Regions from separate parts of the Homo sapiens genome. Here region 1 is linked to region 2. A link is an interaction called in ENCODE POLR2A ChIA-PET data of the cell type or tissue named here. Cell type or tissue: OCI-LY7. All regions are shown on one strand. Each heading gives the region's core, and the rest is flanking DNA. Links, peaks and the distances in the headings are about the cores only. Region 1 has its middle 15 kb from the start of MIR4493. Region 2 overlaps CLMP (CXADR like cell adhesion molecule).

Region 1 (4,398 bases), core at 209-4,208, 330 kb after region 2:
TCTTTTCATTTTTCTTAGATAATTCTTGAGCATCTTCTATGTGCTAAGCTCCATTCTAAGTATGTTCATGAACTTAGCATAAACTTTTTCTGGTAGTTATTTATGTACCTGTCTTGTTCCCTGCCTTAAATCATTTTGTGCTGCTATAACCGAATACCACAGACTAGGTAATTTACAAATAAGAGAAGTTTATTTCTCACAGTTCTAGAGGCTGGGGAGTTCAAGATCAAGGTGCCAGCAGGTTTAGTGTTTGGTAAGGGCTTGGTCTCTGCTTCCAAGATGGCAACTTGAACATTGCCTTCTCTGGAGGCGAGGAACCCTGTTCCTCACTTGACAGAAGAGTGGAAGAGACAAAAAAGAGAACAAGAGAGGGCCAAACTCACCATTTTATACCAATCCCACCCATGGTGGGGAGCCCTCATGGCCTAATCACCTCTTAAGGTTCCCACTTTCTAATACTGTTATGATTAAATTTCAAAATGAATTTTGGAGGGGCCAAACATTTGAAACATAGCATCCCCCCTACAAGTTTATAATCCCCTAAGTATAGGACTGTATCATACTCATTTAGCCAGGATCTCAATGAATGTTGCATGAATGTTTTGGGTTCTTAATAAATTCTAGTTTAATGAAATAAAACAGATTCTGGGAAAGAAAATTTCTGCAAAGGTATTATTGTGTAGATTTTCATACTAAGGAAAGGCTTCTTTATTAAAAGTGGCTTTCTTTCTCAGCTAAACATAAATAAAATTAAATAAGATTACATAGTAAAATTGGGGGAAGGTATAAAGGGAAACATGAATTCTCCTTTCTTTAAGGCTCATGTTTCCCTTTATACATTCCCCAAGTTTCCAATACATCCCCTTCATATACAGCCAAATGATGCCTGCCCTCATTAACAACAACAACAACAACAACAAAAAGTGAACGTTTGCATGGTTTCCTTTGCCTGTTTACCTTCCTCACCAAAAAGGACAAAGAAAATATCAGAGTTCCCCCAGGTGAGGTGTAGGTTTTACTTATCCAAGCAGTCACGTATGCTTGAGTAGTGGTTTTCAATCTTAGCTTTCCATTACAACCAGTTAAATCGTGTTTAGAAATTCCAACATCCAGGCTGCACCTCAGACCAAAGAGATGAGAATCTTTGTGGGTGAGACCCAGGCATCAGTATTTTTTAAAGCTCTTCAAGTGATTCCAATGAATAGCCAAGGATGAAAACCCCTGTGCTCAACCAAAGAGCCCTGGTTAGGTAATAAAGAGACCTAAGTTACTCAGTGACCTTAGAGAAGTTTCTTTTTCTCTTCTGTGAAATAGGATCTCCTTTTAAAAATATTTTCTGTCTTGCAGAACTGTTGGGAAACTCAAAGGAGGTATCAGAGATAAAAGGCAACTAGGATAAAGACTAGAAGACTGTAATCTATTTATTAGTAGCTTATATTTAGTAGTAGTAATAACTTGGTCATTCTTTGAAAAACTGAGGCTGGGGTCGATGAATGGACCCAGCTGTGGTACAGAGGAAAGTTCCTTTCCCCCTCCTTGCTACTCCTTGGCTTCCCTGACCCACCAGACTCCTCCATGGAAAAGTCCTCTTGCTGCTTCCCCATATGCATTTTTTTCTTTTTTCTTTTCTTTTCTTTCCTTTTTTTTTTTTAGATGGAAAAGTCCTCTTGCTGCTTCCCCATATGCATTTTTTTCTTTTTTCTTTTCTTTTCTTCTTCTTCTTTTTTTTTTGAGACAGAGCTTAGCTCTTGTTGTCCAGGCTGGAGTGCAATGGCACAATCTTGGCTCACTACAACTTCCGCCTCCCAGGTTTAAGCAATTCTCCTGCCTCAGCCTCCCAAATAGCTGGGATTATAGGCATGTACCACCACGCCTGGCTAATTTTTGTATTTTTAGTAGAGATGGGGTTTCGCCATGTTGGCCAGGCTGATCTCGAACTCCTGACCTCAGGGGATCCGCCCGCCTCAGCCTCCCAAAGTGCTGGGATTACAGGCATGAGCCACCACTCCCAGCCCCCATATGCACTTCTATTTCCTTATGACTTAGAAGTGCTGTGCCATGTGTCCCACTGCTCTGCTGCCTCTCCCACCCCAAATGTGATGAATCCAGAGAGAACTGCCTATTCTTGACCTCAGGGATTTTACTTTGTGGTTTGCAAGAATATCTTGGTGCCTAGAGACAAGGACTTAGCTACAGACTGGGGTTTCCTGTTGAAATATTTTGTGCATTTTGCTCTAATTTAGGCAGAGAGGGAAAAACAGAAACTTTGCTAATTATCTGTCATTATGGGGATAATGATAGCTAATATTTATTGAATATTTTGTGTGAGCAAGATCTTTACTTGCAGAATCTTAATTAATATTCATACCAATCCAGCAAGCTGAGTACTATTTTTTTTAACTCAACTTCACTGGGGTATAATTTACATATAATAAAATGCAGATTGATGAGTTTTGACAAATGTATACATTTTATAACACCAAAATCAAAATACAGAATGTTTCCCATTACCCTAACATTTTTTCCTGTGCTTATCTTCGTTCAATTAAAAAACAAAACAGGCCAGGTGTGGTGTCCCCCGCCTGTAATCCTAGCACTTTGGGAGGCAGAGGCGGGAGGATCACCTGAGGTCAGGAGTTCGAGACCAGCCTGGCCAACATGGCGAAATGCCATCTCTACTAAAAATACAAAAAAAAGTTAGCTGGGCATGGTGGTGGGTACCTGTAATCCCAGCTACTCGGGAGGCTGAGGCAAGAGAATTGCTTGAACCCGGGAGTTTGCAGTGCAGTGAGCTGAGATCATGCCATTGCACTCCAGCCTGGGTGACAGAGCGAGACTCTGTCTCAAAAAACAAAACAAAACAAAACAAAACAAAACAAAAACAAATGAAAAATATTTGACCCAGGCAATCATTGATTTGCTGTCACTAGATTAATTTTGCTTATTCTAGATTAAAAAAATCTTGTTTGAGACAGGCTCTCACTCAGGCTGGAGTGCAGAGGTACAATCATGGCTCACTGCAGCCTCGACTCTCAGGCTTAAGTGATCCTCCTGCCTCAGCCTCCCAAGTAGCTGGGACCCCAGAGTGTGCCGCCACATCTGACTAATTTTTTTATTTTTTGTTTTTTGTAGAGACAGAGTCTTGCTATGTAGCCCAGGCTGGTCTCGAACTCCTGGGCTCAGGCAATCCTCCCACCTTGGCCTCCCAAAGTGCTGGGATTACAGGTGTGAGCCACCACACCCAACCTAGAATTTCATGTATAAGTACATAGAATATGTACTTTCCCATCTGGCCTCTTACCCTCAGCATATATAATGGTTTTGAGATTCATCTACATAGCTGCAAATAACAGTAGCTTGTTCCTTTTTATTAATGAAGAGTATTCCATTGTTTGGGTATACCATAATTTATCTATTCACCTGTAGACGGACTTTTGGATTTTTTCTAATTCTGGGCTATTAAAAATTAAACTGCTAAGAACATTTAGGTACAAATCTTTGCATAGACATGAATTTGTTCCTCTAGAGAAAATACTCAGGAGTGAAATTGCTCAGTCGTATAGTAAATGTATGTTTGAAAAACTATGAGTTTTCCAAAGTGCTTTATCTTAGTTAATTTTCTCTTACCATGACAGAATACCACAGACTGGATAATTTATAAAGAAAAGTTTAAAAACTATATTTCTTACAGTTCTGGAGGCTGGAAAGTTAACTTCAAGAAGGCACTGGTGAGGGCCTTCTTGCTGTGTCATTGCATGGCAAGAGAGCAAGAGCATGCCAGCTAAGGTCTCTCTTCTTCTTATAAAGCTGCCAATTGCATCATAAGAGCTCACCCTAATAACCTTATCTAATCCTAAATACCTCCCAAAGAGCCCACCTTCAAATAGATCGACATATTAATTTTGGGATTAATTTTTGAACACATGAAATCTAGGGGACACATTCAAACCATAGCATACTTGTATCAATTTATACTCCCATTGGCAGTGTATGAGAAATCCAGTTGTTCCACATCCTTGGCACCACTTGGTATTGTCAATTTTTTTATTTTAGCCATTTTAATAGGTGTGTAGTGGTATCCTATTGTGGTTTTATTTACATTTCCCTGTTGACTAATGTCACTAAGTTTCTTTTCATGTATTTATCGGTCATTTATATATTTTCTTTTTTTATTTGAATATCTTATTAAAAAACAACTTTAGTGCGGTATGCTTGACATACAAAAAGCTGTACATATTTAATGTATACAACTCAATGAGTTTAGGAATAAGTATACATCTGTGAAATCATCATCACAACCTGTGCCATAAATCTGTCCATTGTCTCCAAAAATTTCCTCCCACCCACTTTTATTATTATTATTATATGTATGTGATAAGGAAACAACATAATATCTAC
Region 2 (4,398 bases), core at 125-4,124:
GTTTTAATGTACCTTATCTTTTTGCCTCTCAGAAGATTGGACAGATTTAATCTTGATGTGCTCAAGATACTCTGTGCTTAACATTCAACAAAAATTACATGATCTAAGCCCATCATTACCATGTAAAGACAAATCAGGCAATTATAAAATTGGGAATTGTATCTTGTTTTGCAGAACAAGGGAAAACTAAAGGATTTGGACTTGTGTGAGTGAGCTAAGTGTGTCCCAAGTATGGTGAACAGCTTTAGGTCAAGGAAGAAAGCAAAGAGGAGAGAAAGCCTATAGCTGAGTGTAAAAGTTTGAGGATTTCAGGAGGGAAGATGATGATGAATCAGGATCTGTCAGTTCTGATGGAATATACTAACAGTGGCTGGGTTTAAATCCTGGCTCCAGGGCCGGGCACAGTGGCTCATGCCTGTAATCCCAGCACTGGAAGGCTGAGATGGGCGGATCATGAAGTCAGGAGATTGAGACCATCCTGGCTAACGGTGAAACCCGTCGCTACTAAAAATACAAAAAATTAGCCAGGCGTGGTGGCAGGCGCCTGTTGTCCCAGGTACTCGGGTGGCTGAGGCAGGAGAATGGCGTGAACCCGGGAGGCGGAGCTTGCAGTGAGCTGAGATTGTGCCACTGCACTCCAGCCTGGGCGACAAAGCTAGACTCGGTCTCAAAATAAAAATAAAAGTGAAAATAAATGCTGGCTCTACTACTGACTTAACCTCTTTGAGCCTTACATTTCTCACTTGTAGAATGTGAATACAAATATTTCCTTATAGGGTTGATGTGAGTATGACATTGAGACAAAATGTATAATGTACTTAGTGTGACTGGCACGTGATGGCTCAGTAAGTGATGATTACTATTATTGCTGCTATTTTGCAATGACCTCTGTGAAGTTTTTTCCAGATGTATTTGAATCTCTTAGTGCATACTTTTCAGATTTATTTGAACCCCTTAGTGTGTGCTTCTCTGTTGGCACTTCACCTAGGCACAAAATACTTACTTAGTAATTATTATTTCATTAATTTTGATAAATCCTTAAGGACAGCAACTCTTGGTATCCCCTGTGCAACTTATACCTAGCATCTTGCCTTGTGAGAGAAAAAAGTAATTGGTAAATTCGTGACTGAAATTGATAAATAATAGATCGTATTCAGTCTGAGTTCTTCTGTTCTTCTGTTGGCAGCAAGCTGATAAACAAATTTCCATTCCAGGTTATATGAGCTTCAGCTTCTCCTACAGTATCACTTTTACTTGTTTATTTTTTAATTGCTGATACAGATGCATCCATAATAAATATTTGGTTTTTGTGATGCTGAAACACAGTCCCAATTACAAGGCAACTTAGAAGTTAAAACTGAAACTGAAATATAAACAGCTTAACACCAGAAGGAAGCAAAACTATATATGTCTTTTTGCAACAGCAGTTCCGAAATTGTTTTTATACACTGTAACAACAAAGGTACCAACTTCCTTATTTCACAAATTTAAGTTTGGTTTATATATTTTATTGACATGGTTACTCAATGTCCACATCATTCCATCTGCATCGTCTTCCTACAAACAGTTTTTCTTCTACTATTCGGTTATTTCTCCTTTTTTTGTTTCCTATTTCAGAATCAAATTTATTTTACTTGCAAAGTCAGTGGAATATGGTTTGGAACCAGTAGGGCCTCTAACTTAAGCCCAGAACCTGTCAAAGAGAAGTGCAGTATCATTGCTAAGACTTGAACAGTTTATCTCTCAGAATCTTCAGTTCCTTTGAATTTCTCAGCTCTTAGTGTAATCTGTTTTATGTGTTTGTTGTAGACTTCCATTATGGATAGATTTCCAAAATAATTTGGGTAATCAACTGGTATTTTAGCATTCTGGTAACTAACATGTTTAAAAATCTAAGGCTCTTTTTCATGCAAAGGAGACTGATTTTTGCTTTCAAAAGCATAGGCAGGAAACCTTAGGTTCAAAGGTAGTAAATAATGATGAGCAAATTGCTAGTGATGATACAGCTGCAGCTTCCGTTGTGTATTTGTTTGGCTCAGGTACTCTAGAAATGAGAATTCTTAGAATTACATAGCAGAAGTGATATGTTGCCTGGATACCACACTACCAGAGGAATAAAAATGTAGTTAGAGTAAGGGGTTTTATATTTTACAATGAGACAGTGTTAGTGTAAGAAGCATTCCAAATACGCCAGTTCTCTTAAACCCATAGCAGACATTTATATGTTAATTCCTCAATGTCTCATTTCCCACCTTTTTTAGAGGAAGAAAATACTCAGGCTAAAACTTTCACCCAAGCATAAACTCCTGGGGACTTTACAAGAATTTTGTTTTTTGCACTATGTGACGACACGATTGTGAGAATTAAATATAGGAGTGAAAAACCAGAGAAATGGGGCAAAATCCCAGATTAGTCTTTCCTCTTTAAGCATCTGCTTCCCATTTTAGAAACATGCTTTCATCACCACATTCAGCATCAATTTTTTTCTTTCCTCTAACCTGCTCTTCTTTTAAAAAGTATTCTGGGCCGGGCATGGTGGCTCACACCTGTAATCCTAGCACTTTGTGGGGCCGAGGTGGGTGGATCACCTGAGGTCAGGCGTTTTGAGACCAGCCTGGTCAACATGGCGAAACCCCATCTCTACTAAAAATACAAAAATTAGCTGTACGTGGTGGCGCACACCTATAATCCAAGCTACTTGGGGGACTGAGGAAGGAGAATCGCTTGAACTCGGGAGGTGGAGGTCGCAGTGAGCCGAGATACGCCACTGCACTCCAGCCTGCGTGATGAGAGCAAGACTGCATCTCAAAAAAAAAAGTATTCTGAGCCAGGTGCAGTGGCTTCCAGCACTGTGGGAGGCCAAGGGTGGGTAGGTCACTTGAGGTCAGGAGCTTGAGACAAGCCTGGCCAACATGGAGAAACCCTGTCTCTATCAGAACTCCAAAAATTAGCTGGGTGTGATGGCAGGCACCTGTAATACCAGCGACTCAGGAGGACAAGGCAGGAGAATCACTTGAACCCAAGAGGCGGACGCTGCAGTGAGCTGAGATGGTGCCACTGCACTCCAGCCTGGGCAACAGAGCGAGACTTCGTCTCAAAAAAAAAAAAGTTTTCTACTCTCCCAGAGGTGATCAGTTGACATTTGTGCTAGGGTCCTTGAAGAGCTGATTCAGGTCCAGCATTTGTGCTGTAGGTATCAAGAGTAATCAAAACTATTAAAAAGGCAAGTTATTGTATTGCAGGCTGCTGTTTTCTTTATTTCTCAAACATCTTTCTTCTCCCATTCATCAACTCTTCAGCAGCTATCCTGGTGAGTTATTTTTGCTAAATCTTTCCAAGATACAACTAAAATGTTAGCAGGCACTAGCTCAGCCCTCTCCTGCCACCCACTACTTATTCTCATCTCTTCCCTAAATATTAGTACCCTTTTCTTCCAGCCCAGAGCTAGACTTCTGGATGCTGAGCCTGGGAAAATACTGAATTTCTCTCATTTTTCACTTTTAGGAGGGAACGGTTATGGCATATACTTGCAGTGCCATTAGAAGCATTGGCAATCCCTGATCTTTTTGATAGTTTAAGGCTTAGAATCATCAAAAGTTCCAGGTTCATATCCTTCTAAAATGGAAGAAATGGAGGAAGTTCCAAGTGTGGTACAATACTGAACTTCCTTTTATCCTTCCTTGATTTTTTTTTTTTTTTGAGATGGAGTCTTGCTTTGTCACCCAGGCTGGAGTGCAATGGCATAATCTTGGCTCACTGCAACCTCCACCTGCTGGATTTTCCTACAGGTGCCTGGCACCATGCCCGGCTACCTTCCTTGACATATTAAGAGAAAACTGATCTAATCTCCCTTTCTAGTCCACCCAGTCTTGCAATTCTGGTTTCACATTTTCTCAGAAAGAAGAGACTATAATGGTATGTTGGGTAATCTTTCAGCATTCCTAGATCCCTTTTTCTCTAGAAGAATTCTTTCTAAGGACGTTGATAAATGACATGTTGTATTTTCTCCTTCCAGAAATATCTAGCAGGAAAGTCCTTAGAGGCATCTGATTTGAGGGGAAATCCACAATTGCTCCATTATATATTTCTAATGTTTGTCAACAATCCTCATAACATCATGAAGATGGAAAGCTCTTCACAATCCTTTGTCACAAATTTTTGTCTCCTTTCATAGTTATTTTGGGCTCAATACAAATAGTGAGATTAGTATAGAGTGGGAGAAACTCATTCACTCTTCTCCATCTCCCACTATTTCAACTCCCCTTGAAATTAATATCCAAACCTTATGACAAATGAAGTTAAGTCAGAATAGAAGACACATGTTTCCTTTTTTGGAGTTTCTTAGAAGTGGTTAGCTCAGTACATGGTGTAGACAGGTGTAATAAGGCTGTGGGTTCT

What was found. Peaks named below come from ENCODE experiments on the same cell type or tissue, not always from the same donor. Only the 100,000 strongest peaks of a DNase experiment are listed, where the experiment ranks them.
Region 1: POLR2A ChIA-PET joins it to region 2 with 5 read pairs; 5 of 35 experiments call an interaction of 5 or more read pairs at or near these places.

The regions. Positions count from the first base shown.
Region 1 is chr11:123,394,562-123,398,959 of GRCh38, forward strand. It overlaps a transcript of GRAMD1B not described here. Among named protein-coding and RNA genes, the nearest start is that of MIR4493, 15 kb to the left of the region's middle. In OCI-LY7, for the core only: no CTCF peak of the experiment used is centred there; no DNase peak of the experiment used is centred there.
Region 2 is chr11:123,068,628-123,073,025 of GRCh38, forward strand. It overlaps CLMP (CXADR like cell adhesion molecule), which reads right to left. Exons shown (of 7, transcript NM_024769.5): 7 at 1,245-4,398. The region is part of intron 1 of LOC124902775 (a long non-coding RNA gene); the gene reads left to right. Among named protein-coding and RNA genes, the nearest start is that of HSPA8, 8.7 kb to the left of the region's middle. In OCI-LY7, for the core only: no CTCF peak of the experiment used is centred there; a DNase peak (open chromatin) is centred at 2,004; H3K4me3 peaks cover 2,042 bases; H3K27ac peaks cover 897 bases.